2 separate regions of the Homo sapiens genome follow, and region 2 is linked to region 1. A link is an interaction called in ENCODE POLR2A ChIA-PET data of the cell type or tissue named here. Cell type or tissue: PC-9. All regions are shown on one strand. Links, peaks and the distances in the headings refer to the core of each region. The heading gives the core; the rest is flanking DNA. Region 1 holds the start of TMEM125 (transmembrane protein 125). Region 2 overlaps CFAP57 (cilia and flagella associated protein 57).

Region 1 (15,642 bases), core at 3,010-11,009:
GCCACCGATGGGAGCCTCTAGGTCCAGACAAGGCTGTGCTGTCTCTCCATCAGCCCTTGTTTTGGATTTTTCCTTCATCCAATGCCAGTTTAGATTTCCAGGTCTGGACCCTTCTTTGTGCTATTCCTTCTTTCTGGGATACTCTTCCTAACCTCTCTAGCTGGGCCAACTTCTTCTCGTCCCTCAGTGGCCAGCCGAGACGGGCTGTTTGGCCATTTCTTCTCATTCTTTTTCTTCTAAGGCCAATCCCTGGCTCCACACCGCAGCCAGCAAGTCCCAAATCCTATTCTGGCCACAGTACCCTACTCCCCTGGCGAAAGTCTTTCCATGTTTTCCAGTGTCCTGAGGACAAAGTCCAAATTCCTCTGCTGGGCTGCCAAGGCCATTGGACAAGTAGGAGTAAGTGAGGATAGATTTGGTGGGGGCCGTGGTGAGGGGCTCCTGTCACGGGCTCTCGCCTTCTCATGAAGAGAGGAGGCTGTCTTTTGCTGAGAGTGGTGTTTGGGGTGGGAGGATGTGGGGGTTGGGGGTGGTGAAGAGGGTGGAGAGAACTTCAGAGTCACGGTAGGAGCAGGAGCCAACCAGGAAAAGGCAGTGTCACTGAGGAGCCGCAGTGCAGATTCAGCTGAGAACTTCTTTTTTGTATTTTTGGTAGAGACGGGGTTTTTGCCATGTTACCCAGGCTGGTCTTGAGCTCCTGGGCTCAAGCAATCCACCCGCCTCAGCTTCCAAAAGTGCGGGGATTACAGGCGTGAGCCACCGTGCCTGGCCTCAGCTGAGAACTTGATAGAGGAGTTCGCAGTGACAGCAGGCTGTCTGGCTGTACAGATTTCTCTAATGGCCACTCACAGTGGGGCGGGCGCATCCAAGGCAGATGGATGGATTTGTCTATGGAGGGGGTTTGGCTGGGAGGGTGGGACCCAAGGGCAGAGGGCTAAGGACTTGACAAGTCCCTCAAAGAGCAGGTGAAATGATGGCCACAGAACCTTAACTAGATGGTAAGGGGGTGGGCAGGAGGGGGCAGTGAAGTCAGGAGGCAGCAGCTTTACAGAGGGAGAACGGAGATGCCAGTGGGCTTCTGGTTGCAATGGAGGCAAAGAAAGTATTCAGTGAAATGATTTGAGCAGGCTGCAGGCAAGAGGTTGTGGGAAGCCTACTTCAGTGATTGAGGAGGTAGACACATTTCTTCCCTGCCCGTGCTTTACCTAGCTGGTACCATCACCTGTCTCCTGTTACAGTTGGGTGTCCATTACCCTATGGGATCAGTGCCCTGGGGCCATGAGCCCTAGTCTCCATCTCCCGTCCTTCCCAGGAGAGCCTGGTGCTCACCCACTCACCCACGGCAGCTGCTCAGTCAGATGCTTATGCCAGGTAACCCTCTCTTTCCCCATTTTCTAAGCCTCTGGGCTTCTGTTTTTTCTTTAGTTTCTTAAAAGAAATATTGTAAATAGCCGGGCAAGATGGCATGCGCCTGTAGTCCCAGCTACTCGAGAGGGTGAGGCATGAGAATCGCTTGAACCTGCGAGGCAGAGGTTGCAGTGAGCAGAGATCACGCCACTGCACTCCAGCCTGGGTGACAGAGTGAGACTTGATCTCAAAAGAAAAGAAATAATGTGAGAATTGCAAAAGAGTCTAACCCTGTCTCAGATGAAAGGAAAGGGTATTTCTCCCCATATTACAGGAAAGCAGGACATTCTGTAGTCCCATATCAGGCCAGGAGTGGGTCATAGTGATAGATTGCCCTTGGGAACTCAGGAAGAGTGAGAACTGAGGTAGAGAGCAGGGGGCTTTGGGAGGGACAGATTCAGGGCCAACAGGGGCAGTGGCCTACCTTCCCTATCCCCTCCCAGCTATAGGTGGGTCTCTCCTTGCTCCTTGCACACTCATTGCCATCTGGCCATGCCGGAGTCCTTCATCCATCCAATAAAGAACCTACTCTATGTCGGCTGGGTGTGGTGGCTCACGCCTATAATCCCAGCACTTGGGAAGGCTGAGGTATGGGCAGCCACAGACAGGCTCTGAGGCAGATTTTCGTTTTAGCTTTAGGATGATCACTCTGGCTCAAGGGATGTGTGTGTGCATGGCAGGGGGAAGGGGAATGAAGAGAAAAGAGCAGAAGCAGGGAGAGAGGAGGAGGCCGATGTGCCACTCAGGCAGGAATGAAGAGGGTCCCTTCTGGGCAGTGAGCATGAAGATATGGATTGTCAGACAAATCTGTGTGAGGGAAACCAGAGGAGTTGGTGATTTGTCAGTGGACTTGGGTGAGGAGACAGTGACGGTGCCAACTAGCATTGCACCGAGTCTCTACTCTAGATGCCCCCTGAGCGTGGCACCTCCGGGTGAGAGAGAGGAGCTCATTCAAGATGAGAGGAGCAGGGTCAGTTTTGAATATGGTGGGTATGAGGCACCCTTGGAGCACCCAGGGGAGCCATTTCTGTTGTCCTTGGCGTTCTGGGACACGCCTTGTCTTTCTCTCCCAGGTCTGTTCACGCTGTTCCCTCCCTCCACTGGCAACACTCTTCCCCTCATCTGTCAGCCCCGTGTTTTCTCCAGGAGACATCCTTGACCTTTTCTGCTGAAAGCCAACTTTTTGTTGTCAGAGCCTCTGTAGTTCTACTGTAACGTTTCTTTGGAGACAGGTCTCATTTCCCTGCTTTTCTGGGCATCTTCCACGGGCTTCATGCAGTCTGCACCTCGAGAAGCAGGAAGTGATGAAACACTTGAGTGCTGCTTCCCGTGGCTCACCATCAGCCAGGAAATGGCACTGCATGCTACAGAGGGGAGATCCTCCCAGGGCTGACTCCAAGCAGGAAGTGACTCTCACCACCCTAGGGGATTTGAAACACCTCTCCCATGCCCAGGAACCTAGAGCAGGCCAGCTGGTGCAGCCACTGCCCAGACGTGGGATGTTCTGGTTTCAGAGGTGGGGCAGGGAGATGTAGCCTCCCAACCACCCTCAGGGAATCCGCTGAAGAGGCACAACCGAAGGGAGGTGCAGTTGCCAGAGAAACCAGCTGATAACACCAAACACTTAAGGCCTCATATTGAACTAGCATGTGAGCAAATGCGAAGGACTCAGGTCCCTCACCTCTCCCTGGGACTGGAAACCGACCACCTTCCCAAGGCTGGCATCCACTCCGTCCTCTCCCTACCTAAGAGGAGAAACCACAGGCCTGACTGAGGAGACCCTCAAGGCACGGTTTATGAGGCTGAGATAGGAGTGAGGAGTTTGCTTTGGATGGGGCGGGGCTTGGGGTAGGGGAGGAAGGGTCTCTGAGGTGAGATCCTGAGATGGAGACAATGACAACGGCAGCCGCCATTTTATTGCCAATCAGCCATGAGCCCCGCCTTCCATACACAATGACATTTCATCCCCACAATCGATTAACACAACCATGATAGCCATGAACTCCCAACTCCTCCAGCTGCTAGTGCTCAACGGGAGAGTCCCCTCCAGGTCTGTCTCATTGCAGAGCCCATATTCTTTCTGCCTGGCCAGCAGTTACTCTCCTCAATGAGCAGGCACTGGTGCAGTCTTGGGTGGGCACCAGTCACCCCTATGGAAATCCTTGATGGATGTTACAGGACAGGATTGGATGTGAGGGGTCTTGGAAATGGGGCTCAAGAATCTTCATCATGAGGCGTTTCTGCGCCTACTGACCTGAGATACAGAGAGGAAGTTCCATGGACACCAACACCCAGTTCCAAGGAGGCACACATTAACCTTCCCATGATGTGGATGTGTGGGAACACATGGGCTTTTAATCACACGCCATGCAATCCACAGAAGAGCTGACCCAGCCTGGGGGCATACACGCACTCATGTGTACTCAACGTTCACATGCACTCACACCCTGGCTCGGCTCTGGGGACGCTGAGGCCGCTGTGAGAAGAAGGACGGCTCTGGCTCCGTCAGATGAGGCTGGCAATGCTGGATGTGGTCTCGTGACGCCGGCCAGCAGACAACTGTCCTGAGATGCTGAAGATGCTGCCATGGCCGCCATGGCCACTGTGGGTGGAGGGAGTGGCCATACAGATGGAGGGGCAGTGTCCGCTCACACCCACTTGATACAGCAGCAGGCCCAGCAGCAAAAGCGAGCCCAAGGCAGCCAGAGCAATGCCCACAGACAGCATGGCGGCCAGCGGCCGAGCAGGGGCAGGGGCGGCGGCCAGCCCGGCCAGGGTCAGGCCGGTGACCAGCAGCACGAGGCCACTGAGCAGCACCACGAGGGCGTCGGCCCCTCCACCACTGCGCAGCAGGGCCACATGGTGGGCCTGGCGGATGCAGTTCATGTCCTGCACAGCCGAGCTCATCAGCTGTTTCACCAGAACCAGCAGAGCCAGCAAACAGAGCACAGTGCCCGTTGCTAGCCGCCATTCACCTGAGCGGCTGCTGGTGGTTGACAGCAGTGCCACGCCGCCCGCGCCACAGCCTGCCACGAGGCCCACGGCCACGACGAAGCAGAGCGCCGAGCGCCGCGGCTGCTGGGACCACCACAGCTCCACCTGCTCTGCCAGCATGTCCGGGGGCAGCCCCCGGCCCCCTGGGGCTTGAGCCTCCTGTTCAGACATGGCTTGGTCAGGCAGGGGTCAGGGTAGGAGGTCAATGTCAGGGGTCAGAGGGTTCAGATCACAGCCTGGAGCACCTGCCACCTGCTTGGCAGCTACAGGCCCAGAGTCCCATTCCTCTCACAGTCCAGGATATGGTCACCCTCACCTGTAGGGGAAGGATCACAGTCTTACCTTCCCAGCCCACCTGTCCCCCACGGTCCCACCTGGGAGCCTTGGGGATGATCCCTGAGAATCCACCCCAGTGTTCCCCCGAATCTCCCCTGGGATAGCCCCCTCTGCAGTACTGTCCCTTGGGAATGGCTCTCCAATGACCCCAGGGGAGTACCCTGCCCATAGGGTACCCCCTAAAACCCTCCAGGGAATCCCCTCACCCAGGCCCTGACCTCTCTGCCTCTGGCTCTCTCAGTCGCTGGTCCCATCCCGGCTGGCTGAGGGAGCTGGTGCCACGGTGGACGATGGGACGAACAGCCAGAGATAAAGCCTCATTCAGGATCCTACTCACATGGCCTCAGCTGTCACCACTGGTTCCTCGGGAGGAGCTGTGGGGATGGAGGGGGCGCTTATGACTTAACCCTTCTGGAACCAGAAGCCTGACTGACCTTGACACTTCTCTTTTAGGGCTGTGTCTCCTCCTTCTCTGTGGGTTAGGACCAGACCCCTAACACCCTCCCTCCCCTAACATCCCATCCAATCTCACAGCCATGAGTTTGGTAATATAAGCTGCCAGTTCCCAAATTCCTCTCTCCAACCTACATCTCCGTCCTGAGTCAATTGTCACCTTGATGTCCCTGTGATGCAACAGGTCCCAACCCAAGCTCGTTGTCTTACTCCAACCTGTTCCTTCTGCGTTCCTCACTTCAGGCATGGCATCACTGCCCTCTCAGCCAGCTCCTCCTCCCTCTGCTGTATCTAATCCACGTCCTGTCCCTGGGGCTCCACCTCTAAACATTTCTCTAGCCAGTTCCCTGCTCTCGTATCCTTGGCTCCCGCCTCCACCTCCTCACTGGTCTTTCTGCTCCCCTTGCTCTTCTCCACACTCGCCATTCCCCCATGCCATCCTCCTCCACGATTTCTCTAAAGTGGAGCAAAGGAAAAAGGAGGGCTCTGGATTTGAACCCCAGCTCCAGTCCTTCCCACCGGTAGGAACATGGCCAGGCACCTAACAGTGGCTGCTGATTTAACCTGTCCTCCAGAGGAAAGCATGTCTCACATTGGGCAAAAATAAAGCACATGAGGTCCCTGCCTTCAAGGAGCCCCAGTCTGCAGCAGAAGACAGAGACAGAAGCAAGCAGGCCAGTGCCTGTGCTAAGTGTGGGTGTGGGTTAGTCAGCCCAGAGCCCTGCAGAGCCCAGGAGAGGGGTCTGGGGGAGGGGCCAGGAAGCCTGAATGGTTCGTCTCTTAGAGCCTCAGTCTCCTTGTCTGAAAAGTGAAGACAATAACATTTATCTTGAGGGGTGGGGATGAGTCACCTGACATCTTCGTTTCAGAATTCCAGTGGGGCCTAGAGCCTGCATAGATGCTCAAAGCGTGCTTTTTGAATACATGAAAACGATGTTACCCCTCCAAGGCAGGACAGGGCAGAAGACGTAGGTCCTGGGTCATTCTGGGAATATTACTATGTGGCCGTGCACAGGTTACATCCTGACGAGGTATCTGTCCTCCCGGAGACTCCTCTGCAGAGGCTGACCCCTACCCCCGAGGTGGGCGGGGGCTGGTGCCGATGCTCTCAAGGAAGTGGGGGAGGTGGGCGTGGCCGTGGAGTCAGTCCCAGCATTCCCCTGGGCTGTGACTTCGTTGGTCTGAAAATGCTTGCACAGGTGTGCTGAGACAACGGGTGTCAGGCTGGGGGCGGGGTGGAGGTTCTCAGGGGAGAAGCGAGTGGGAGAACATGGGGGCGGTGGGGCGTTGGGGGACAATGGGGGAACTCACGAGAAGCCTGGATGTGCTGGATCCGATCCGAGAAGGCAGGGCCGAGCAGGTGGGGCACTCTAGCTTGGTTTCCGGGGAGACACTTCACCTGCCTAACCTGCACTCAGGTGAGCCTGCCGGGAGGAGGATGAACAGGTGTCGTTTCCAGGGCAGGGCCTGAGCCGATTGGCTGACGTGGCACTGCTCCTTCTGCTGGGCTGAGGCATTCCTGTGAAGGGAGGGGCTTCTGTCCGCTGCAGTTAGGGCTCGGAACACAATTCGCAGACCTGGGCAGCAGGAGGAATGTCGTCTATCTGCCCCAGAGCCTGGGCGCCAACCCATTCCACAGCTCCGACCCCGATTTAGCTTTAGCTCCAGCTTCAAAACCAACCCCTAACTCTAGCTGCAGCTGCAAACCCTAGCTAGAACTCCCAGCTTCCACCCCTGCCCCAGCTCCTGCGTCACATCTCAGCCCCAACCCCCAGCCCCATTTCCAAATTCAATTCCAGTCCCAACTCCAAATCCAACCCCTAATCTGGCTAGAAACCTCAGCCCCCAACTCCTAACTCCAACTCAAATTCTGGACTAAGGTCCTAGATCCCAACCTCACGCTCAGCCCGAACCTCGACTCCTGTTCCTGAATCCAGCCCCCAAACCCAACGCCAACCTCAAACCCAGCTTTAGCCCCAAATTCCAACATCAGCGGACCCCCAAACACAGCCCCAGTACCTCCATCCCTTGGCCCTAGGCTGCAGCCTCCAAAAGCCCCGTGCTCATTCTCCCTCAAATGAGCCCCACAGACTGGATCCTACTGGGGAAGCAGGATTTGAGTGAACAGGGAGGAGGGGTGAAGGCCTTTCAGGCAGGAGACAGGAACTCCCAGAATAAACACTTCAGAAGAAATGCCACACTCCTTCACAAGGCTCATAAAGCCCCTGCCATATACACCAGGCCAGTCATTTGCCACTGGCACCCTGCCCTCCTCTCTGCCCTTCCAGTTTTTGAACTCAAGAGTTCTCCCTTGCCTGGGATATTTGCCACTCCCCAGCCTCAGTCTGGGCAACTTGCATTCTTCAACTGAGATGCCACCTCCTCCAGGAAGCCTTCCCTGACTTGCAGGCTGGTTTAGAGGTGCCTCTTTGGTGCACCCATGGCCCCTGTGCTTCCCCAACAACTACTCTTACTGCAATATGCTTAATTGCCTATTATGTATTTACCTGTCATTCCCTGCTAGATGTGTGGTCCCCAGCAAGCAGACGGACAGTGCCTCTTTTGCTAATCATCATGACCTCAGTAGCTAGTATGTAGGACGTAATCAATACATATTTGTTGAATGATTGATTAGCAGACTAAATGATAGCATGAACTGACAGCTGTGGGGGTTTTGAGCAGGAAGCATGTGAGAGGAAGCTGGAAAGACAAGTTTGGCTCAGGCTGTTCAGGGTCTTGAAGGCCCATAGTGAGGCACTTGGGCTGTGTAAGGGGCCCATGGAGGGTTCTAAAGTTTAATAGGGACATGGTGGGAGCTTCTAATAGGCAAATCTGGCACCACACACACACCACCCTCCGGACTGGTGAAGGGCAGGCTGGCTGGAGCTGTTGTAGGCTGTCCCTCATCTCCTGGATCAGCCCCTGTGATGTCTCTTGCTTTCTCCTCCTGATGTGTATGAACTAGAAAAGAAAAACAAGATCACCCTTATCTTGTTATTATCAGTTCACAAAATAATGGTGCTCGACCTGCTTTCGCATCTCTTTGCTTTGTTCTGCGGAGATGACTGGAGGCCAGTCATAATTCTAGAACAGCCCTGTCCGCTAGAAATATAGCCTGAGCCGCCGGGCATGGTGCCTCACGCCTGTAATCCCAGCACTTTGGGAGGCTGAGGTGGGCGGATCACGAGGTCAGGAGTTCAAGAGCAGCCTGGCCAACGTGGTGAAACCTCGTCTCTACTAAAAATACAAAAATTAGCCAGGCATGGTGGCAGGCCCCTGTAATCCCAGCTACTCAGGAGGCTGAGGCAGGAAAATTGCTTGAACTTGGGAGGCAGAGGTTCAGTGAGGCGAGATTGTGCCATCGCACTCCAACCTGGGTGACAGAGCAAGGCTCCGTCTGCGGGCGGGGGCTGGGGCACGGGGAAGAAAAAAGAAATATAGCGTGAGCTACATATATAAACTTTTCTAATAGCTGCATTCAAAAATGAAAAAGAAACCCATGAGATTAATACATTTAAATTAATACATTTTAATTCCAAAACACATTTTTATATATGTTATTGATGAGCTATTTTACAGTTTTATTTTGTACAGGGTATTTTATTTTTATTTTTAAAAATAGAGATGGGGGTCTCGCTATGTTGTCCAGGCTGTTCTCAAACTCCTGGGTTCAAGCGATCCTCCTGCCTTGGCTTCCCAAAGTGCTGAGATTACAGGCGTGAACCAAAAGTCTTGAAAATTTGGTAGGTATTATTTTATACTTACAGAGCATCTCATTTATCCCAGCCACACTGCAAATGCCCAGGCACCACATCTGTCATGTGGCTGTGTCCTTACTGGATGGCATGGCTTTAGATGTCCTTTCCCTCAGAAAAAGGTCAGTGCAGTCTGGATCAGGAGGATGGTTGGGCGGAGTGGGGTGGGGAGACAGTGGTGTGGCATTGCAGGTGTTCATCCTGCCAATTTGCAAAGCATTATAAAGGTATCCCCTTTATAATAAAGGGGCTTGACTCAGAGGAGCAGGGGAGCCAGGGGCCCAACAGGGCTTGCTGGCTGCAGATTCCTCTTGCACACATCTGACATTTATTTACCCACCCTGGTCCCCAGGTCCAGTCCCAGCCAGACCCATGGGCCAGCTGTCCCAGGCAGAGCTGCAGCAGGGGACCCATGAAATTTTCCTTCCTTTACCCCTTCCCTTAGGGGTTTGAAGGGAAATTTTTGGATGGGAGAAACAACACCTAAAAGCTTCGTTGGTTTAAACATTGATTGGGCAAGTCTCTATTCTAGTTCTGGGTCTTATCAAGTAACTTGGAGTCAAGTGGAAAGGCAGGCTCTTCACAGGGCTGTTGAACTCTGTCCCCAAAGCAGAGGTTGTTGGGGTAATTCAGATTGGTGACGGTGAAGGTCAGGAGGAGGAGGTGGCCGTGGGCACAAAGCGGAAGGTGCGGACGAACCACCCGCAGATCCACAAGAAGGTGGTGAATGGGAGTACTGTGGGGAGAACACAGAGGCTGTGGGGCTGTCTCCCAGCTTCTGCCATGTTCCCACCACAGGCTGTTCTCAACCCAGTGGCCCGAGTGATTCAGTTAGGAGGTGCAGAGTCCCTCCAGCAGCCCGCCTTCCTCAGAGGAACAGAGTCCTCCCACCGCCATAAGGCCCTCTCTGGCTTCATTCCTATTGCCTCAGAGCCTCTGCACCAGCAGCTCCATCTGCCTGGAATGCTTCTGACCCACATGGCTCCCTCCCTCCCTCCCTCCTTCAGGAATGTTCTCAAATGGCATCTTCTCAGGGAGACTTGTTGGCCACCTCATCTCAAATTGCAACCTCCCAGTACTTCCTATCCCCTGCCCTTGTGTTTTATTTCCTTATGTTTCTCCTCAGCACTATCACTCTGACATGCTATATATCTGTCTTATCAATCTGAAATGTTGTCTCCTAGATTGTAAGCTTTATGAAGGAAAGATTTGTGTGTGTTTACTGTCCTATCCCTACCTCCTGGAATAGGACTGGCATAGAGTAGGTGCTCAATAAATGTTTGTTGAATGAATAAATGGTGGAAAGAACACTGGATTTGGAGCTAGATTGATCTTGAAGGTTCAAGCCCCAGCTCTAGCTGTGTAACCGGAGAAAAATTGCTTAACCTCCTTGTGTCTCAGTCTCTTTCATTTGTAAGATGGGGATGACAGAACTTAGTTTATATAGTTGTAAGGGGATTAAATAATATAATTAGGCCGGGCACGGTGGCTCACAGCTATAATCCCAGCACTTTGGGAGGCTGAGGTGGGCAGATCACTTGAGGTCAGGAGTTCAAGACCAGCCCGGACAACATGGTGAAACCTCATCTCTAATAAAAATATAAAAAATTTGCCAGGTGTGGTGGCACATGCCTGTAATCCCAGCTACTCAGGCGGTTGAGACGGGATAATCGCTTGAACCCAGGAGGTGGAGGTTGCAGTAAGCTGAGATCGAGCCACTGCACTCCAGCCTGGGCAACAGAGCAAGACTACGTCTTAAAAAAAAAAAAAAAAAAAAGAATGAATCCATTCAGCATCCACTGATCGTATCCCTCCTGTGGACCAGGTGTTGTGGGGGTGCTGGAGATATAGTGTTAAGTGGAGAGGCACTGTTCTTTCCGTCCTGAGGACAGTCTCAGGGAACAATGGGCATAAGGCATAGCACCTACAGGCTTCCAATGCCTCCAGGCACCCACTCCCTTCTCAGTGAGTGACAGTTCCCTGAGATAGACATCTTTTGGAGTATTGGTCCCATTCACCATGACCATCCTCACTGCAAGGAAGAATCCCAACGACCAGATTATGTTTTCTGACCCACCACTGCAGCTATAGTTGATTAGACAGAGCCTCCGACTCAAGCTAGGCACCTAGATAGGTGAGTGTCCTTTGTGGGTCCAGACAGCAGGATCTGCTCCTCTCAATCTGGGAAATTTTTAAAGGAATTTCCATTTGTAGACGGAACAAGCCCAACTGACCGAGAGGGAAGCACCATGACTGTTTCAGGATGGACACTCTTGGGGACTTGTTTGTACTTGTGTGTTATGTCCCGGCAAGTGAGCGTCTTTTTTGGGTAGCAGATGGCGGGGTCAGCTCCTCTCAATTTGGGAAATTCCTTAAGGAATTCCCATTTGCTGGTTGATCAAGCCCAAACACAGAAGAGAGAGGAAGCACCCTGACTTTTCAGTTTGGACACTAAGGGCTTGTCTGTTGCTGCAGTAGTTGGATAGTGTTCTGGTGATTGTGTGTATTTGATATAGGCATGAGGAATTAGAATTTAATTTGGTAATCTTTTGCAATACTCTTTGGCCCCAAAATTGTTTGGAATCTGGAGTTTGCTGTTGAATGGGAACGTGGGATGGAGTTGCATGTATCCAGGCTTTTGTTCTGCTGTTTTAAGCAGAGTCGGGCCTAGTTAATATGTAATGTTTTCCTTTGGTGCTGTTTAGCCCCAGTGTTCTTTGGAGTCTGGGGAGGTTTGGCCCTTAAAAATCAAACTGCCATGAAAACTGCTTTACCCAAAATTTTGGCTCATAGCCTTTGTTGGATTACCTATCAGGGCAAACAAAGTGTAACCATGTAAAGCCGGTGAGTTTGTATTGCTATGGCATGGGTAAAGTTCCAAGGTATAAGCTATTGAATTTTCGCTTGTGTATGTGTCTACATACCTAGATGTGTTTATTTGTATGTACACTTACTGTTATATGTTGTGTTGGCTTATAAGAGCACTCATAAATTAAGCAAATAAGTCTAAGCAATTTTCAAGTTCACATGACTTAAGTAAATCTTTACTAAACACACTGGTTTTAAAATTATTGGTAAAATGAAAATATAAATGTCTTCAGAATTGTCAGCATACATTTCTGTCTGGATTTTATATTTGTCTCTGTTACATAGTTTGAGGCGTCAGAGTTTGGCATAGAAGGTTATAAAACTATAAACCCAGCCCAAACCAAATGATCTTTGTGCAAATTTTTTGATAAGTAAGACTAATGAATGTTGTTGGTTTAATGAAAACAGCTGAATTTCTGAGTTATTAGTTAAAATACCTATGTTTTTAACTTGGAGGCTTTTTTTTTTTTTTTTTTGAGACAGAGTCTCGCTCTGTCGCCCAGGCTGGAGTGCAGTGGCGTGATCTCGGCTCACTGCAAGCTCTGCCTCCCGGGTTCACACCATTCTCCTGCCTCAGCCTCCCGAGTAGCTGGGATCACAGGCGCCCACCACCACACTCGGCTAATTTTTTGTATTTTTAGTAGAGATGGAGTTTCACTGTGTTATCCAGGATGGTCTCGATTTCCTGATCTCGTGATCCACCCGCCTTGGACTCCCAAAGTGCTGGGATTACAGGCGTGAGCCACCGTGCCCGGCCCTTAACTTGGAGGCTCTTAAGTGAGCACCTGAAGTTCACTGGCTATGAAAAAACTGGTTAGGCTGGGTGTGGTGGCTCATGCCTGTAATCCCAGCACTTTGGGAGGCTGAAGCAGGCAGATCACTTGAGGTCAGGAGTTTGAGACCAGCCTGGCCAATGTGGTGAAATCCCATCTCTACTAAAAATACAAATTAGCTGGGTGCGCTGGTGCATGTCTGTAATCCCAGCTACTTGGGAGGCTGAGGCAGGAGAATTGCTTGAACCCAGGAGGCAGAGGTTGCAGTGAGTTGAGACTGCACCACTGCACTCCAGCCTGGGTGACAGGGTGAGACTCCATCTCAAACAAACAAAAAAAAAAAAAAAAAAAAAAAGGAAGAAAAAGAAAAAAGAAAAAAACTGGTTAACAAGGAAATAACCAACTTTAAATGATGGTGTTTAATAACTGTTTTCAGAAGTAATCTAGATAAACTGTTAAAAATGAAAGAATTGAATACATGTAAATGGGATAAATGTTTTAGGTAAACTTTTTGTGTAATTTTAAATCTTAAAATTATTTTTGATGCTCATTGACATCTGGGTCATTTTCAGTTAAGAAAGGGTTATGATATGGGGAAATATGTTTCTAGAAATTGTGGAATGGTTCTCAGCTATAAAATGCTCATATCTGATAGTTCAGGATTTATTGCTTCTTAGGGTTTCACTAAAATTTAAGGTTACCAAGGATAAGAATTATAGTTAATATATAATTATGTCTATAAAATGTGCCACAAATGTGCTATTTAGTGAGAAAAAGAATAATTATGTCTAATTCAGAAGTTATCTAAAAGTAAAGTTAATTCAAATTATGGACTTGAAAATGATTATTTATGAAACAAAGTAGTAAGGAACCAGTAAGTAAGGGAGAGAGGTGTGAATAAAGTCATGGATATGAAGATGTATTTTTGGCAAAGAAGATTGTAAAGAAAAGATAATAATTTTGTATGAGAAAGGATCTTGTGTGGTGAATTTTTTGTGTTGGAGTAAAATGACTGGTTATTTAAAGTAAAAACAAGAAGAAAAAAATCTGGGACTGGATGGAAAGCCCAGGCATGTAGTGCATAGTCTGTGTAAGTTGTATGTAGTTTTTCTTGTTTCTCTGCACATGCAGAGAAAAATAGAAAGTTGAAAAAGTTTTGGCTGGGTGCAGTGGCTCATGCCTCTAATCCCAGCTCTTTGGGAGGCTGACATGGGTGGATCACCTGAGGTTAGGAGTTTGAGACCAGCCTGGCCAGCATGGTGAAACCCTGTCTCTACTAAAAATACAAAAATTAGCCAGGCGTGGTGGTGAGTGCCTGTAATCCCAGCTACTCAGGAGGCTGAGGCAGGAGAATTGCTTGAACCCGGGAGGTGGAGGTTGCAGCGAGCTGAGATTGCACCATTGCACTCCAGCCTGGGTGACAAGAGCGAGACTCTCTCTCTCAAAAAAAAAAAAAATAATAAAAATAAGTTGAAGAAATTTAGATAATAAAATGTTCTTTAAAACCTGGTAGAGAATTGGAGAAATTTGGATACTTAACATTTTCATAGTACTTAACATTTTCATAGTTAAAGCTCTTCATCTTGATGAAGGTAAAATAATAAATATTGCACAGAAATACATTAGCAGTTTGGCAATTCTTTTTTAATACAGTTAAGTATGAAGCCAGATTTAGTGTTGCACCAAATCTCACATACCTGCCTGCATTGCTTCACACTAGGTTTGCTGTTTTGCATGAATAGTGCTGGTGCTAGAGTACTTACTGGTCATGTGCCTAGAGTGAATTTCTTGATTTCACAGGATGTATGGTGATATTGGTGGACTTAAGGATACTGAATTGTGTATGAGGAATAAAATATTCATCACGTGTTTTTTTTTTTGGGCTCTGGATAGCATGGTAGCCTCCAGGGTAGACTAAGTTGAGGAAAGGTTGGGGTTGGTTTCCTGTTTGTTTTTGCTTCTAATTTTCATTTGTTTGCTGTTTGTTCTGCTTTGCGTTTTGCTTGTGTATGTATATATATATAAAACAATGTATGGTTTTTAGTTTCTAGTGGAAGGCTTTTACTTTGTTCTGTGAATAGTTATTTTGTTTTCTGTGCATTTCTAGGAAGTCATCATTTATTCTGTTTATCTGGAATTCCTAGGCTACCTTTGTTGGGCCTGCAGGAATTGATGGAGCACACCAGCCATTTGGAATTTGGTTGGTTTTGCTTGCCTCTGATGATCTAGAGCTAAAAAACAAAAGACTTATTTTTTTAAGTTCTGAACAGAAATAGTACATTATATATTTTGTTGTTTGGAGAGGTGGATAAGAGTGGAACTGTTTGCATGGTGTTTGTTTCCAGGGTGAGTCAACTGAATCAATAGTTTGGGTTGATTTCAGATCATTTCCTTTAATGAAGAAAAACTGTGATATGGATACAAAGTTTTAATGTTCAGGAAAGATTGGCCTTGTCCTTAAGAAAATTATATTGATTAGAATTTCTCTCAAATGAATTTAAAGTGACATTCACTTGGATTAAGTAGTAATAAAAAAAAGGTGATATTTTCTAGTGATTTTGTTTTTATCTCAAGTAGTTTATCACTGATTGACCTTCATGTGTGTAACTTGAAAACAAAATATGTGCAAGTGTTGCACTGGTTTGAAGATTTTGGCAGTAAAAGTTACCTAATCAGTTGTCAGTACTGTGTCTGGAAACCAGTCTTGGAAGTGTGATGATGTGCTTTTAAAATAGCTGAAAAGAAATTGTTTTGTACTTGTTCTTACTTTGTCCTTGTTTTGTTGTATAGTATTGTGTCCAGAATTGGTTCCTTCCGGTGGGTTCTTGGTCTCACTGACTTCAAGAATGAAGCCACGGACCCTTGCGGTGAGTGTTACAGTTCTGTTTTTTTTTTTGTTTTTTTTGTTTTTGATGGAATCTCGCTCTGTTGCCCAGGCTGGAGTGCAGTGGTGCAATCTCAGCTCACTACAAGCTCTGCCTCCCGGGTTCACGCCATTCTCCTGCCTCAGCCTCCCGAGCAGCTGGGACCACAGGCACCCACCACCACGCCTGGCT
Region 2 (15,642 bases), core at 3,112-11,111, 63 kb after region 1:
ACCTGTCGAATGGGAGAAAATATTTGCAAACTATTGCTCTGACAAAAGACCAATATCCAGAATACCAAAGAACTCAAACAATTCAACATTAAACAAACAAAAAAATCTAAAAATCTCATTAAAAAGTGGGCTAAGGGGCGGGCGTGGTGGCTTACACCTGTAATCCCAGCACATTGGGAGGCTGAGGAGGGTGGATCACCTGAGGTCAGGAGTTTGAGACCGGCCTGGACAACATGGTGAAACCTCATCCGTACTAAAAATACAAAAATTAGCTGGGCGTGGTGGCAGGCACGGTAATCCCAGCTACTCGGGAGGCTGAGGCAGGAGAATCTCTTGAACCCAGGAGGGGGAGGTTGCAGTGAGCCGAGATTGAACCATTGCACTCCATCCTGGGTGACAAGAGCAAAACTCTATCTCAAAAAAAAAAAAAAAGTGGGCTAAGGACATGAATAGACATTTCTCAAAAGAAGACATACAAATGGCCAACAGGTATATGAAAAAATGCTCAACATCACTAATCATCAGGGAAATGCAAATCAAAACCACCATGAGATACCATCTTACCCCAATTAGAGTAGGTATTATCAAAAAGACAACAAATAACAGATTCTGGCAAGAATGTGGAGAAGAGAGAACTCTTATACACTGTTGGTGGGAAGGTAAATTAGTACAACCACTATGGAAAACAGTATGTAGACTTCTCAAAAAAACTAAAAATAGAACTACCATACAATCCTGCAATCTCATTACTGGATACTTTTCTAAAGGAAAGGAAATCAGCAGATTGAAAGGATACCTGCGCTCCACCGCCCCCCCCATATTTATTGTACCACCAATAGTAAAGATATGGAATCAACCTAAGTGTCCATCAGTGGATGAATGAATAAAGAAAATGTGGTATATATACCCACTGGAATACTATTTGGCCGTAAAAAATGAATGAAATCATGTTTTTGCAGCAACATGGATGGAACTGGAGGTCGTGAAGTTAAGTGAAATATGTCAGGTACAGAAAAACAAATATTGTGTGTTCTCATTCATATGTGAGAGCTAAAAAATGTTGACCCTAGTCGGGCATGATGGCATGTGCCTGTAATCCCAGCTACTTGGGAGGCTGAGGTGGAAGAATCGCTTGAACCCAGGAGGCGGTGGTTGCAGTGAGCGGAGATCATGCCATTGCACTCAAGCCTGGGCGACAGAGTGAGACTCTATCTCAAAAAAAAGAAAAAAAAGTTGACCTCATGGAAGTAGAGAGTGGCATGATAGATACTAGGGAAGAGTGTATGGGTTGGTGGGGTGCTAAAGAGAGATTGGCTAACAGATACAAACATTAGATAGAAGAAATCAGTTTTCTTTTCTTTCTTTCTTTCTTTTTTTTTTTTTTTGAGATAGAGTCTGCTATGTTGCCCAGGCTAAGAGTGCAGTGGCACGATCTCCCAGCTCACTGAAATCTCTGCTTCTCAGGTTCAAGCAATTCTCCTGCCTCAGCCTCTCGAGTAGCTGGGATTACAGGCGTGCACCACCATGCCTGGCTAATTTTTGTATTTTTAGTAGAGACGGGGGTTTCATCATGTTGGCCAGGCTGGTCTCAAACTCCTGACCTCAAGTGATCTGGCTGCCTCAGCCTCCCAAAGTGTTGGGATCACAGGCATGACCCACGTGCCAGGTCAAAGAAGAAATAAGTTCTAATGTTTGATAGCAGAGTAAGGTGACTATAGTTAACAACAATATATTGTATATTTTTAAATTGCTAGAAGACAGGACTTGAAATGCTCCCAACACACAGAAATCATAAATACGCGAGATGGATGGAAACCCTAAATATCCTGACCTGATCATTACATGCTCTATGACTGTAACAAAACATCACAGGTACTTCATAATATGTACAAATACTACGTATCAATAAAAAAGCCATTTTCAGAAGGCCACATACAGTATAATTCCATATACAGTTCTCAAAATGACAAAAGTTATGGAAATAAGAACAAATTAGTGGTAGGCAGGGATTCGGGATGATAGTCGGGAGGAGTGGTAGGACTCTGAAGGGCAGATGGAGATCTTTGTGGGGATGGAACGGTTCTATAGTGTGATTGTAGTGGTGGTTACACAGACTGTACATGTGAGAAATAATTCAGAACTACATACACTGTGGACCATGTCAATTTTCTGGTTTGATATTTTGCTACAGTTCTAGAAGATGTAATTACTGGGGGAAACTGATTGAGGGATACACGGGAACTCTGTGCCATCTTTAAAATTTCCTCTAAACCTATAAGTATTTCAAGATAAAAAGTTAAAACAAAAGGATTAACTGTGAAAAATGTCTTCTCACAATCAGCAGTATGTGTCAAGAATCTTGAGAATAGCAATACTCTTGAATTCAGGAATTCTCTCTCTAGGAATTTAGTCTTAGGAGAGAATCAGAGATGCACATATAAATTTGTAAACTGGGCTGTTCACTATAGATCATAAGATAATTTAAATGCCTAATTGCAAGAGAATAGTAAGTTACAGTCCATCATAGGATAGGATATTTGTGTAGCTACTAAAATCATGCTTCTGAGGAATATTTAATTGTATGGACAAACGCTTACAGTAGTGTGAAGTTAAAAACTAGCAGGCCACGAGACTGGCCTCACAGTATGATCTTAATTTTATTTAAAACACACACACATGGAAATGTAGAAGGAAATGCATCAAAGAAATGATGATACCATTATGAGGATTTTTTTTTTTTTTTTTGGAGACAGAATCTTGCTCTGTTGCCCAGGCTGGAGTGTAGTGGTGCGATCTCGGCTCACTGAAACCTCCGCCTCCCAGGTTCAAGCGATTCTCCTGCCTCAGTCTCCCGAGTAGCTGGGACTACAGGTACGTGCCACCACGCCCGGCTAATTTTTTGTATTTTTAGTAGAGACAGGGTTTCACCGTGTTAGCCAGGATGGTCTCTATCTCCTGACCTCATGATCTGCCCGCCTTGGGCTTCCAAAGTGCTAGGATTACAGGCGTGAGCCACTGCGCCTGGCAAGGATTTTTATTTTTAAAATAAATATGCATTGCTTCTATAATCAGAAAAATAAATATGTTATCCACAAAACTTAGCAGATCTGAAGGGAAGAGGTGGAATATGTTGTAGTAATTTACTTTGGACCCAAGGCCCAGGCTTGGTACAGAAATGTTCTGTTTTATAATGAGAAACCTTTTCTTAATACAGCTAGTGTTGCAGGTAAGCCACTAAGGAGTTTGGGATATAACTCAAAACCTCAGGTGCTGTGTCATTCAATCTGCAGAAAGAGAGAGTAAGGAAGAAGAGACACATACCTTCCCAGTGCCTGTTTTTTGGGGGGTCCAGTGTAGGTATAGACATTACTTTTTTTTTTTTTGCACTATGAATAACTTTTAATTTACTATTGGCTATGATTTCTTGGCAACCATTTCGCGTGCAAGATAATTCTTTTTTATTTCATTTTTAAAATTGTCGTAAAATACATATTCTGTAAAATTTGCTATCTTAACCATTTTCAAGTGTACAGTTCATGTTATTAAATACATTTGTAATGTTGTGCAGCCATTGCCACCAACTACCCCCATAATCCTTTTGTCTTGTAAAACCAAAACTCTATACCTATGAAACAATCATTCCTCATTCCCCCTTCCTGCAGCCCCTGCCAACCACCACTCTGTCTTTGTGATTCTGACTGCTCCAAGTATCTCCTAAAAGTGGAATCACACTGTACTTATCTTTTTGTGGTTGGCCTTATTTAATTTAGCATAACATCCTCAAGGTTCATCCATGTGGTAGCACATTGCAGAATTCCCTTCCTTTTTAGGCAGGGTATTGTTCCATTGTATAGATATACCATCTTTTGCTTATGCATTCGTCTGTCGATGGATGCTTGGTTGCTTCCACATTTTGACTGTTGAACATAGATACTACTTTATGAGAAGGGTGAATGGAAGGACAATTTACAAATGTGTACTCATGGTATTGCCCCTGGGGTGGCCTTTTGTACCCTCAGGGAGAGGTAGGGGCCAATCTTCAGGGCTATGGCTCCTTTCAGTCTGGGGCATTCTCTGGAGGAGGAGGCAGCTGTGGTCAAGTGCAGCCCACACTCACGGCAGCTACGGCATCCACCAAACGGCCCCTTATTATGCATAATATTATGGTGAAAACGTTGTACATACATTTTTAGGTGTATCTCTGATGATTTCCTAGGCTAAATTCCTGGAAGTAGTTTAAACAAAGAGTATATTCATAGTCAATAGATGGTGATTCAATGAATGATGGATGAATAAATAAGAGAGAAGAAGGAGAGAGAAAAGACATTGGGAGGTTGAAGGGATGAACAAGGCACGTAGCAGGCAGGTGTGGGACTGGGTTCCTGGGGAGAGGGCCCTGCTCACCTTGGTGATAGGACCGGCATGGGCCTGGTACTCATTGAATTCCTTCTGCAGAGGCAGAGGGTACTTCATGGCACGAATGGTTCCCACCGAGGTGCCCACAAACATCATGCGTCCAGAATGCGAGATGACAATGGCGGTGTAGGTGACATCAAACGCCGATATCTCTCGAAGGATCTGAGACACAGGCAGCTCTGCTCAGTGTGAGGGGTCGAGCTGTGGCCCCCACGTCCCAGTGCCATACTCTCTCGCCCTCTGCTCTAACAGATCCCTAGGGGCTTGTCTTTAAAAAATGCTTTTTCTATCCCCTTTTGGCATCCGGTATAGTGCCTAGCACAAAAAAAGGCGCAAACTAGATATTCCTTGTTGTGTTGCTGGTAAATAACCAGGTTCATGAGTTAGGAATAATACTAATAGAGAGAGATATTCATATAGCACTTACTATGTGCCAAGCACTGTTCTGTGCCTTCTCCATGTTGCAACTCATTCAATCCTCACGAAACCCTCTGAGGCAGTTACTGTTATCCCTAGTCTATGGATGACGGACCATCTGTGTGAAAGGCATTTGCTTCAACTCATGTACCTGGGTGGGCTCCAGTCTCTGCTTTGACTGCTATGCATGGGTGCATTTCAAAATGAGAATGGGCTATTGCTCATAAATGCATTCAGCAAGCATTTATTAATGCTCATTACATAAGCAAAACCATACATTAGTCTCCCCTTATCCTTGAGGGATATGTTCCAAGATCCCCAGTGGTGCCTGAAACCACAGATAGTACTGAACCCTATATATACTATGGTTTTCTCCTATACGTACATAACTATGATATGGTTTAATTTATAAATTAGGTCCAGTAAGAGATAAATAATACCTAATAATAAAATAGAACGGTTATAAGAATACTGTATAAAAGCTGTGTGAATGTGATTTCTCTCTCTCAAAATATCTTACTCACAGTATGGTACTCACCTGTTTTTGGACCTTGGTTGACCACAGGTAACTGAAACTGTGGGTAAGGTGGGACTACTGTACTATCAGAGCGCCCCTTCATTCCCTCACTCATTCATGCACTCATTCACCCACCCACCTACACACATATTTTTTTTTTCTTTTATTATTATTATTGTTATACTTTAAGTTCTAGGGTACATGTGCACAACGTGCAGGTTTGTTACATATGTATACATGTGCCATGTTGGTGTGCTGCACCCATTAACTCGTCATTTACATTAGATATATCTCCTAATGCTATCCCTCCCTGTTCCCCCCATCCCACGACAGGCCCCGTTGTGTGGTGTTCCCCACCCTGTGTCCAAGTGCTCTCATTGTTCAATGCCCACCTATGAGTGAGAATATGCGGTGTTTCGTTTTCTGTCCTTGCGATAGTTTGCTGAGAATGATGGTTTCCAGCTTCATCCACGTCCCTACAAAGGACATGAACTCATCCTTTTTTATGGCTGCATAGTATTCCATGGTGTATATGCGCCACATTTTCTTAATCCAGTCTATCATTGATTTGGGTTGGTTCCAAGTCTTTGCTATTGTGAATAGTGCCACAATAAACATACGTGTGCATGTGTCTTTATAGCAGCATAATTTATAATCCTTTGGGTATATACTCAGTAATGGGATGGCTGGGTCAAATGGTATTTCTAGTTCTAGATCCTTGAGGAATCACCACACTGTCTTCCACAATGGTTGAACTAGTTTACAGTCCCACCAACAGTGTAAAATTATTCCTATTTCTCCACATCCTCTCCAGCACCTGTTGTTTCCTGACTTTTTAATGATTGCCATTCTAACTGGTGTGAGATGGTACCTCACTGTGGTTTTGATTTGCATTTCTCTGATGGCCAGTGATGATGAGCATTTTTTCATGCCTACACACACATTTATTGAATGCTGTGCACCACACAATGTGCCAGCTAGTAGGGCTGCCAAGAGGAGCAAAAGATGGCCCTGCCCTAAAGGGGCTTTATTCTGGCACAGCACTGATAGCTGCCATTGAATTAGGACCAGGCTACTCGGGGGTACACAGGAGAGTCACCATACTGTCAGCTGTGTTCCAGCCACGGGAGATCTGCCTTGGGCTAGCTTGCTGCCGTGGTATCTACGCACTTTCCCAGGCACCAGTCACAGGAAAAGTGGGAGGAACCAGCTGGAGGAGCGCACAGCCCATGTTTGTATGATGCATCCTTGCTGAGCTCCTCTCTTTTCCCTTCACTATTTGGAGCCCAATGTAACTGTACGGTTTCAGAGTTTGGGGATTTCAAAAGAATACAGTGGCAAGCCTAGGTGAGAGCAGCTCACTGCACAGTCATGCATCGCTTGATATGGGATACATGGTTAGGCTATTTTGTCACGCAAACATCACGGAGTGTATTTACACAAACCTAGCTGCGACAGCCTACTATACACCTAGGCTATGTGGTAGAGCCTACTGCTCCGAGGCTACAAACCTGAACAGCATGTGACTATGCTGAATACTGTAGGCAACTGTGACGCAATGGAAAATATCTGTGTATCTAAACAGAAAAGGTACAGTGAACATTTGGCATTATAATCTTATGGCATTACAATCTTACAGTCCATGTGGTCCATCATTGGTGTTACTCAGTGCATACCGTAGTTAGGTTTTTACCCCAGGAATGTAAGTGCAGACCAAGGGTAAGAGTACAGTTTAGAGATGACATGACCTCCATGCCTGGAAGGTGGGAGAGAAGTTACAGACAGCAAGTAAAAGGGAAATGAAAAAGAGCCCCGCAATTTACAATTTCACCCAGTCAGGAAGGAAACTAGGCAGGAAATTCAGGAAGTGACGATAACTGAGCTAATCTAAAAGGAATGAGGAGCCTGATGTTATCTTGGGAAGAAGGGGCCCTGTATGCAGAGGCCCTCATTCCGTGCATACTTTGTGCTGTAAGCACGGGAAGCTGTCCCTGCAGATCCGTGCACCAGCCCAGAGGCGGGGCAGGGGCAGACTCACCAAGGAATCTGCAATCTCCTTGAGGGTGTGGTCTGATCCAACAGCAAAGATAATTTTGGCATCGGGGGAGACAGTAACACAGTTGTAGCTGCAAGACTTGAGCACGCATTCTGTCTCTCTCTTTCCTGTGGACAGATTCCATTCATACACAGCACCATCTGTGCCACCAGAAATCAGTTTGCTATCATCTGCATTCCACACAATTGAGCGAATCTGCAGGAGAGGAAGACATATCCAGTGAAGAGTGTACACACACTTACACCCTAACACAGAAAAGGGTGCAAACTCCTTAGGTGCTCCACTAGACTGAGCAGAACGTCCTTTCCTGCTGTAGGCCCTTCTGTTAGCACAAAACATAGCTTCTTGTGAACGTTCACATTCTGTTTTCTATGACGCTTGCAAATTACTGAAGATGAAACACTCTCATTTCTTTTTCACTTTATGAACGTAAAGACTGAATCCTACAGGTTTCTTAAGGCTAGAACCAACCAATTATTGCTGTTTTTTCAAAACATTTTTGAAATAATTATGTATTCACAGAAACTTGCAAAAATAGCACAGAGAGAGTGGACTTCTGGAATGGCACGGTAAGAACCTCAACTTGACCTTCTCTCTGACAATGTAGGTTAACTGGTAAATATGATAAAAAATAATCATTTAAAGTCTTTAGAAGGCTGGGTGCAGTGGATCACATCTGTAGTCCCAACACTTTGGGAGGCTGAGGTGGAAGGATCACTTGAGCCCAGCAGTTTGAGAATAGCCTGGGTAACATAGTGAAACCCTGTCTTTATAAAAATAAAAATAATAAGCTGGGCATGGTGGCATGTGCCTGAGGCAGGAAGATGGTTTGAACTGGGGAGGCTGAGGCTGCAGTGAGCTATGAGTGTACCTCTGCCCTCTGGCCTCAGTGACAGAGTGAGACCCTGTCTAAAATAAAATAAATAAAATGTCTCTGGAAATTGTCCTCAGGGAATACAGCAAATGGAAAAACATTTATTCAAGAAAATCTACTCAATCCCAGTAAGAACAGAGTCTGCTGCATTTAAGCCATGACTCGCTCTGTTACGGCCTCAGCTCCAGAAACTTCACTGCTGTGCACTCTGGGCAGATGTGGCCAAGATAAGCGACTCCCTCTCCCCATAGCTCCTGATCTTGGGCTATGGTTTCGGTCTGGAAAGGGAAACTGCTGGGATTTCTTATTCTTACCCCAGCCCCATGTTGCAGAAGCTCTATTCCAAGCAGGTGTGGCCAAGAGGGCTCAGACTCTCTTCCCCTCGGCCCATTGTCACTTGTTGGAAGAAACTCCACTCTAAGCTCAGCATACTGAGAATAACTGTGCCCTAATGATTCCTGACCCAGTTTGCTTATAGAGTGAAAGTTCCAAGCCATGAAGGGCAAGCCAAAAAGACCAGGGGCTTACATACGTGCACACACACATACACACGCATGTGCACACACACGCACACACCTCAAGTGTCACTCACAGAAGTGAGGATGTTACTCCTGGAAAAGCAGGTCCCCGCCCCAGCTCTGGTGCAGTGGAGCAAAGGTTCTGTCTGTGGGAAAGTCAGGTGCTAAGACAGGGAGCTCTACAGCTCTGCTTGAGGGGGCTGACTTTATTTGGAATAGAACATGGAAAAGTCCATGCCTATGGGCATTGTCTAAAACAGTGGAGATCTTGGTGGAAAGTGATTAAGAGGAGGCTGATAACTCCAGGATGTAAGCAAAATGATATAGAGGAGTGGAATTTTGATAGAACAAGGGAAAGGGACAGAGAAGAAGAGTCCTTCAGGGATAACAGACAACTCTAGAGGCTGGAAGGTCTTGTGTATGTGTTAGACTGTACTGATTCAGGTGCAGTCAGAGTGGGATATGAGGAAAACTTGAAAGCATCTCCTAAGCTACACAAAGACCCGTTAACATAGGGCAGAGTCTCACTGGCACAACGGGCCTACCAAACACAACAGTCTACCAAATGCGGAACATTAAGCTCTCCCGACCCAGGGGCATCTCCTAGGAAGCCAGGCTTAAAAATGAAATCATATTCATCCCTCGCAGCCTGGAAGACTCTGTGCATGCCCAAGGCTGTACCCTCTTATGAACAATCAGAAAGGGGTCATCCAAACTACCAGTCTCTGGCTGAACATGATGCAAAAGCCATCACTCTCTGAACTGTGATAGCATTTTCCAAGCCACACATAAATCTGGTAGTAAAAGGTAAAAACCTAATTGTCTAAGGGGGTTTATGCACCATCTGTAACTAATAAGCAGCTTAGGCAACTCATGGGCAACCCTAGGTAGCCAGGCTAAAAGAAAAGATGAAAAATAGATCTGAGTAGTGATATGAGACACTGCTCACTACAGGGGAAACAGACTTTACAGAATTAGCTCAGCCAAGTCACGAAACAGATAATCAGCCAACCAACCAACAACAATGCCCTGGGGGGACACATATTCAGAACTGCTACAATATATTGTCTAAAATATTCAGCCAACAAAAAATTGAAACATAAACAAACAAACAAACAAACAAAAAGAGTGTAACCAATAAGAAAAAGAAAGAAAGAAAGCATTCAGGCAATAGAAATTGCCTTTGAAGGGGCCCAGATGGTAGATTTTGCGGACAAAGACTTCAAAGTAGCTAATACAAATAAGTTCAATTAACTAAAGGAAACTACGCTTAAATAATTAAAGGAAGGTAGGATGACAAGCCTCATCAAATAAAGAATATAATAAGAAAACAGAAATTAGTTCAAAAATCAAATGGAAATTCTGGAGTTGAAAAGTACAATAACCAAAACGAAAAATTCACTGGAAGGCTCAACAGTAGATTTGAGCTGGCAAACTTGAAATAGCTCAATAGAGATTGTGCAATTGGAAGAACAGAGAGAAACACTAATCAAGAAAAATTAACATTAACAGAGTTTCAGAGAAATGTGGGCATCCATTAAATGCACCCACGTATGGTACTGTAATGAGAGCACTAGGAGAAGAGAGAAAAACAACAAATATTCAAATAAATAATGCTGAAAAATCTCAAATTTGTTGAAAAACATTAACCTACACATCCAAGAAGTACAATAAACTCCAAGTAGGATAAATGCAAAGAAATCTAGATCCAGACACATCAAAAACAAAATGTTGAAAGCCAAAGATAAGAAAATCTTGAAAGCTGGCCGGCCACGGTGGCTCACACCTGTAATCCCAGCACTTTGGGAGGCCAAGGCAGGTGGATCATGAGGTGAAGAGATCGAGACCATCCTGGCCAAAATGGTGAAACCCTGTCTCTACTAAAAATACAAAAATTAGCTGGGCATGGTGGCGCACACCTGTAATCTCAGCTACTCAGGAGGCTGAGGCAGGAGAATCGTTTGAACCCAGGAGGCAGAGGTTGCAGTGAGCCGAGATGGTGCCACTGCACTCCAGCCTGGTGACACAGCAAGACTCCGTCTAAAATATATATATAAATATATATTTCTATCTGTGCTCATGAAAAAGACTAGCTTATTTTTTTTTCTTGTGGTGTCTTTGACAGATTTTGGTATCACAATTATTTTGGCCTCATAGAACATAACTGGAAAGTATTCCTTCTTTTTCCAATTCTCTAGAAGAGTTTTTTTCAAGATTAGTGATAGTGTTATTTTTTTTTCCTTAAATGTTGATAAAATTCCCCAGTGATAAGATCTGGGCCTAGAGTTTTCTTTGTAGAAAGGTTTTAAGTTACAGATTCTTCTTGTTTTGTTTTGTTTTGTTTTGTTTTGAGGCAGAGTCTCACTCTGCTGCCCAGGCTAGACTGCACTGGCATGATCTCGGCTCACTGCAACCTCCATCCCCCAGGTTCATGCCATTCTCCTGCCTCAGCCTCCCGAGTAGCTGGGACTACAGGTGCCCACCACCATGCTCGGCTAATATTTTGTATTTTTAGTAGAGACGGAGTTTCACCGTGTTATCCAGGATGATCTCCATCTCCTGACCTCGTGATCCGCCCACCTCAGCCTCCCAAAGTGCTGGGATTACAGGTGTGAGCCACTGCGCCCAGCCTACAGATTCAATTTTTATAGGAATTTGTCAGTTTCATCTATATATTAAAATTTATTTGCATAAAGTTCATAATATCCTTTCAATTTTTTTTTCATTTTGTTTTTTTTTTGAGGTAGGGTCTCACTCTGTTACCCAAGGTAGAGTGCAGTGGCATAATCTCGGCTCACTGCAACCTCCGCCTCCGAGGTTCAAGCGATCCTCCTGTCTCAGCCTCCTGAGTAGCTGGGATTACAGGTGTGTGCCACCACACCCGGCTGATTTTTGTAGTTTTAGTAGAGATGAAGTTTCACCATGTTGGCCAGGCTGGTCTCGAACTCCCGATCTCAAGGGATCCGCCTGCCTCAGCCTCCCGAAGTACTGAGATTACAGGCGTGAGTGACTGCGCCCGGACCCCTTTCAGATCTTTTTAATGTCTATAGGACCTTTAGTGATATCCCCTTTTTAATCCTCATATTGGTTGTTGGTATCTCCACACTCTTAATTTTTTCTTCATCAGTCATGCCAAGGGTTTGTCTATTTCGTGTTTTCAAAGAATCAAATTTTGGCTTTGATGATCTTTTGTCTGTTTTCTATTTTATTAACTTCTGCTCTTATCTTTATTTCCTGCCTTTTATTTGAATTTAATTTGCTGTTCTTTTTCTAACTTCTTGAGATGGATGCTTATGTATCTTTTTTCATTTCTAACACAGTATATGTATTTAAGGTTATACATTTCCCTGTATGCATAGCTTTAGCTGCATCCTGTATCTGTATTTGTAAAAAATGTTACACATGTCATTCTAACATATATCCCTAATTAGAGACCAGTGTTTTAAGTACTTGTAAAGTGATGAAACAAATGGCTGTTTTCCTGGACTGGTGAGCTTGGGCATCAGAATCACTTTCTGTACTTTCATCCGCATCTCCACAGTCACTTGAAGACTAATTATATTGCTGAAGCTGAGGAGGCTCAGCAGCTCTCATTAATAATGTCCGTGGGCCAGGCGCGGTGGCTCACGCCTGTAATCCCAGGACTTTGGGAGGCCGAGGTGGGTGGATCACCTGAGGTCAGTAGTTCAAGACCAGCCTGACCAACATGGAGAAACCCCGTCTCTATTAAAAATACAAAATTACCCGGGTGTGGTGGTACATGCCTGTAATCCCAGCTACTCAGGAGGCTGAGGCAGGAGAATCGCTTGAACCTGGGAGGCGGAGGTTGCGGTGAGCTGAGATTGTGCCATTGCACTCCAGCCTGGGCAACGAAAGCGAAACTCTGTCTCAAAAAAAGAGTTTGTGTTACTTGGGAGGCTGAGGCAGGAGAATCGCTTGAACTCAGGAGGTGGAGGTTGCAGTGAGCCGAGATCACGCCTCTGCACTCCAGCCTGGGTGACAGAGTGAGACTCCGTCTCAAAAACAAACAAAAATGCTTGTGTTTACATAGCACTTTCACTTTCCACACATTTTTACTTTTCCTTCCAATGATCTGTTATTTGCTAAAGTCAACGGTCAGTTTTGGACTTTACATGACCTCCCTCTGACATCTAGTACCACTGACCACTTCAACCTTTCAGAAATTGTTTAGTTCCTTGGCTTCTTTGAGATAATTATCTGATTCCAAGTTCTCTTTGTATCTTTATTTTCAGTCTTTCATCGGCTCCTCTTCTTTCACCAGTCTCTTAAATGTTGGTCTTCCCTCTGCTGTCCAATATTCTTCTCAGATTCTACATAGGCCCTTGGTGATCTAATCTATGCCTCTGACTTCCTCTACTTTCTAATTCCCCGAATCTTCATACTCAGCCCTGACTTCTCTCCTGACCTCCACACACATACATCACACTTCTGGGCACGTCAAATATCACATGGCCAAAATGGAACTTCATCTCTTTCTTCTCTCTGCCTCCGCTACTAAAGTCATGGTTTAGTTCCTAACCCAGCTTTCACCTTCACATCCTAACTGCTCTCCATCACTCCAATTTCCTTCCACTCTAATCCTTCCTCAATACTGTTCAGAGAGTTACCTTTCTGATCCCATTACTTTCTTGCTTAAATCCTTTCCGTTGTTTCTCGTCACCTAGAGACTAAAGTCCAATTCCTTGGCATGGCATACACTACCTTCTGCGATGCAGCCAACCTTTCCTACTCCCTCTATCATTGCTCAAATGTGTCCAGTGTTCCAGCCATATGAACCAATGAGCACTGTCCTATTTCATACCTCCATTTCATCATCTCCAACAAGTCCTTCTGCCTAGAATGCCTCTCTTTTCCAATGGCCTCTTATCTCCAAATTCATCTGCTGACTTCTTACCCTTTCTATGCCTCTCCCTCTTAATCATGCCTCACATCTAATCTACTACTCTAGGACCTAGTGATTTTACTTTCTTTTTTTCTTTTGCTTTTCTTTCTTTCTTTCTTTCTTTTTTTTTTTCAGACAGGGTCTTACTCTTGTCACCCAGGCTGGAGTGCAGTGGTGTGATCATGGCTTATTGCAGCCTTGACCTCCTGGGCCCAAGTGATCCTCCCACCGCAGCCTCCCAAGTAACTGGGACCACAGGTGTGTGCCACCACACCTGGCTAATATTTTTTACTTTTTGTAGAAACAGGGTCTCCTTATGTTGCCCAGGCTAGTCTCGAACTCCTGAGTGCAAGCGATCCTCCTACATCAGCTTCCCAAAGTGCTTAGATTATAGGCATAAGCCACCACGACTTTACTTTCTAAAATCATTTGAATCCATCCACTTCTCCCTAACTGTATCACCACCACTATTATCTATGGTGTAGATATCCACAATAGCCTCCTCACCATTTCTACCCTCGCCCCCTTCAATAGTCTTCACTCTGCTGCCAAAGTAATCCTTCAAAATGCAAATCCGGTCATATTCTCTGCCCTGAAAGTCTTCCATGATTTCAAGAAATAAGAAGGATAAATCCTTACAAGGCCTACAAGTTTCCATGCATTTGGGCCCTTGTGACCTCTCCAATCTCAGCCCATCTTTACCCCACGGTTTATCCTGGCACCACATTCCAGGCCCACAGACTTTCACGTTCTCTGACACCCTATGAGTCTCCCATCTCTGGCCTTTGGATCCCTATCTGCAGTGATTATCCCCACCAGTTGTGTCTGATTAACTCCTACTCACTCTTATAGGACCAAGCCTTTGCAAATACAGCCACCTAAATTATGCCGCCCCCTTCATTATTTCTCTCACAACAACACCATGTTTTTCTTTCAGTGGAACTGCAATTAGTAACTACATTTGTCTGTGCATTTGTTTTATTGTCTCTTTCCCCAAGTAGACAGTGAACCCATGAGGAAAGGAACCATCTCTCTTTTGTTCACCTGTATCCCACTGGCTGGCGGCATACTTGGCTCCGTGCCCCTTGTTTCCCCAGAGACTGTTCACTCACTTACCTTCCCTGTGTGTCCTTTCAGGCTTGAGATGTTCTCTAGGCTCGTGGTGGTGTAAACGTGAATCACATTTCCATTGACTGCAGCAAACAGGTGACCTCCATTGCTAAAGGAACACTATAGGGAAAGACAGCAAGAGAGCAAGCAAGCAGGAAGTGAGCAGTCTAATTAGAGGTTACAGTCAAGAGGTGCTTTTCCCAACGAGTTCAGACTGAAACTACGTGTGAGGGTGGGAGTGGGGGGAAGGTGCAAATGAGACTGAGGAGTGGCTGACATTTTCAGACACTTTCATTATTCCTGTAACTCATAGTGGCCAGATGCTGACACTGTCAGGCCCACAAATCATTAAGCCGTTGGGACCACAAGCAATCATTTTGCCTGTAGAAGCATGTTTCAGAGCCGGGGAAGTAATTCCTGAAATCATTGCCTTGTTTCTGCAAGACACCTCAGGGAAAGCTGATGCGCTCTTTATTACCTCTCACCATTGATGCTTATTTTTCCCTGGCTCCTCCGTCTCCAACCTCACCTTCTTAGCTGTGACTCTGATTCTGAGATTACTTTTCTTTTAAAATATTTGTTAATATTCCACAATTACAGACAGGACTTATCATAGCGGGGATCTCACAAGGTTTTAGGTTCAATGAAATAGTCTGGTGGACATAAGAATATGGGGATGGAACCATATACTCAATAAGGTTGCTGGGAAAATAACTGGATTTCCTCCTTCCCCCTTTTTTTAAGCCACTGTAGTTCTCCAAGACAGATTTTGGTCCCACCTCCCCAGATCATGTTAGTTCCTGATATTTCAGCCGTGGCTTTCTAAGAAAC

Evidence for each region. ChIA-PET counts read pairs that join two places held together with the same protein. Peaks named below come from ENCODE experiments on the same cell type or tissue, not always from the same donor. Only the 100,000 strongest peaks of a DNase experiment are listed, where the experiment ranks them.
Region 2: POLR2A ChIA-PET joins it to region 1 with 11 read pairs; 2 of 35 experiments call an interaction of 5 or more read pairs at or near these places.

Annotation. Positions count from the first base shown.
Region 1 is chr1:43,261,653-43,277,294 of GRCh38, reverse strand. TMEM125 (transmembrane protein 125) reads right to left here and starts at 7,312. Exons shown (of 4, transcript NM_144626.3): 1 at 7,210-7,312; 2 at 6,502-6,614; 3 at 4,956-5,111; 4 at 3,293-4,717. The coding sequence starts at 4,572. The coding sequence ends at 3,913. RefSeq lists an enhancer at 7,178-7,681. In PC-9, for the core only: no CTCF peak of the experiment used is centred there; DNase peaks (open chromatin) are centred at 6,684 and 9,934; H3K4me3 peaks cover 1,973 bases; H3K27ac peaks cover 1,634 bases.
Region 2 is chr1:43,198,679-43,214,320 of GRCh38, reverse strand. CFAP57 (cilia and flagella associated protein 57) reads right to left here. Exons shown (of 23, transcript NM_001378189.1): 9 at 14,818-14,931; 10 at 7,389-7,601; 11 at 4,405-4,578. It overlaps LOC105378685 (a long non-coding RNA gene), which reads left to right. Exons shown (of 5, transcript XR_007066041.1): 3 at 2,754-2,871; 4 at 7,929-7,975. Among named protein-coding and RNA genes, the nearest start is that of CFAP57, 34 kb to the right of the region's middle. RefSeq lists an enhancer at 6,929-8,128. In PC-9, for the core only: no CTCF peak of the experiment used is centred there; DNase peaks (open chromatin) are centred at 6,840, 7,270 and 8,470; H3K4me3 peaks cover 1,679 bases; H3K27ac peaks cover 4,197 bases.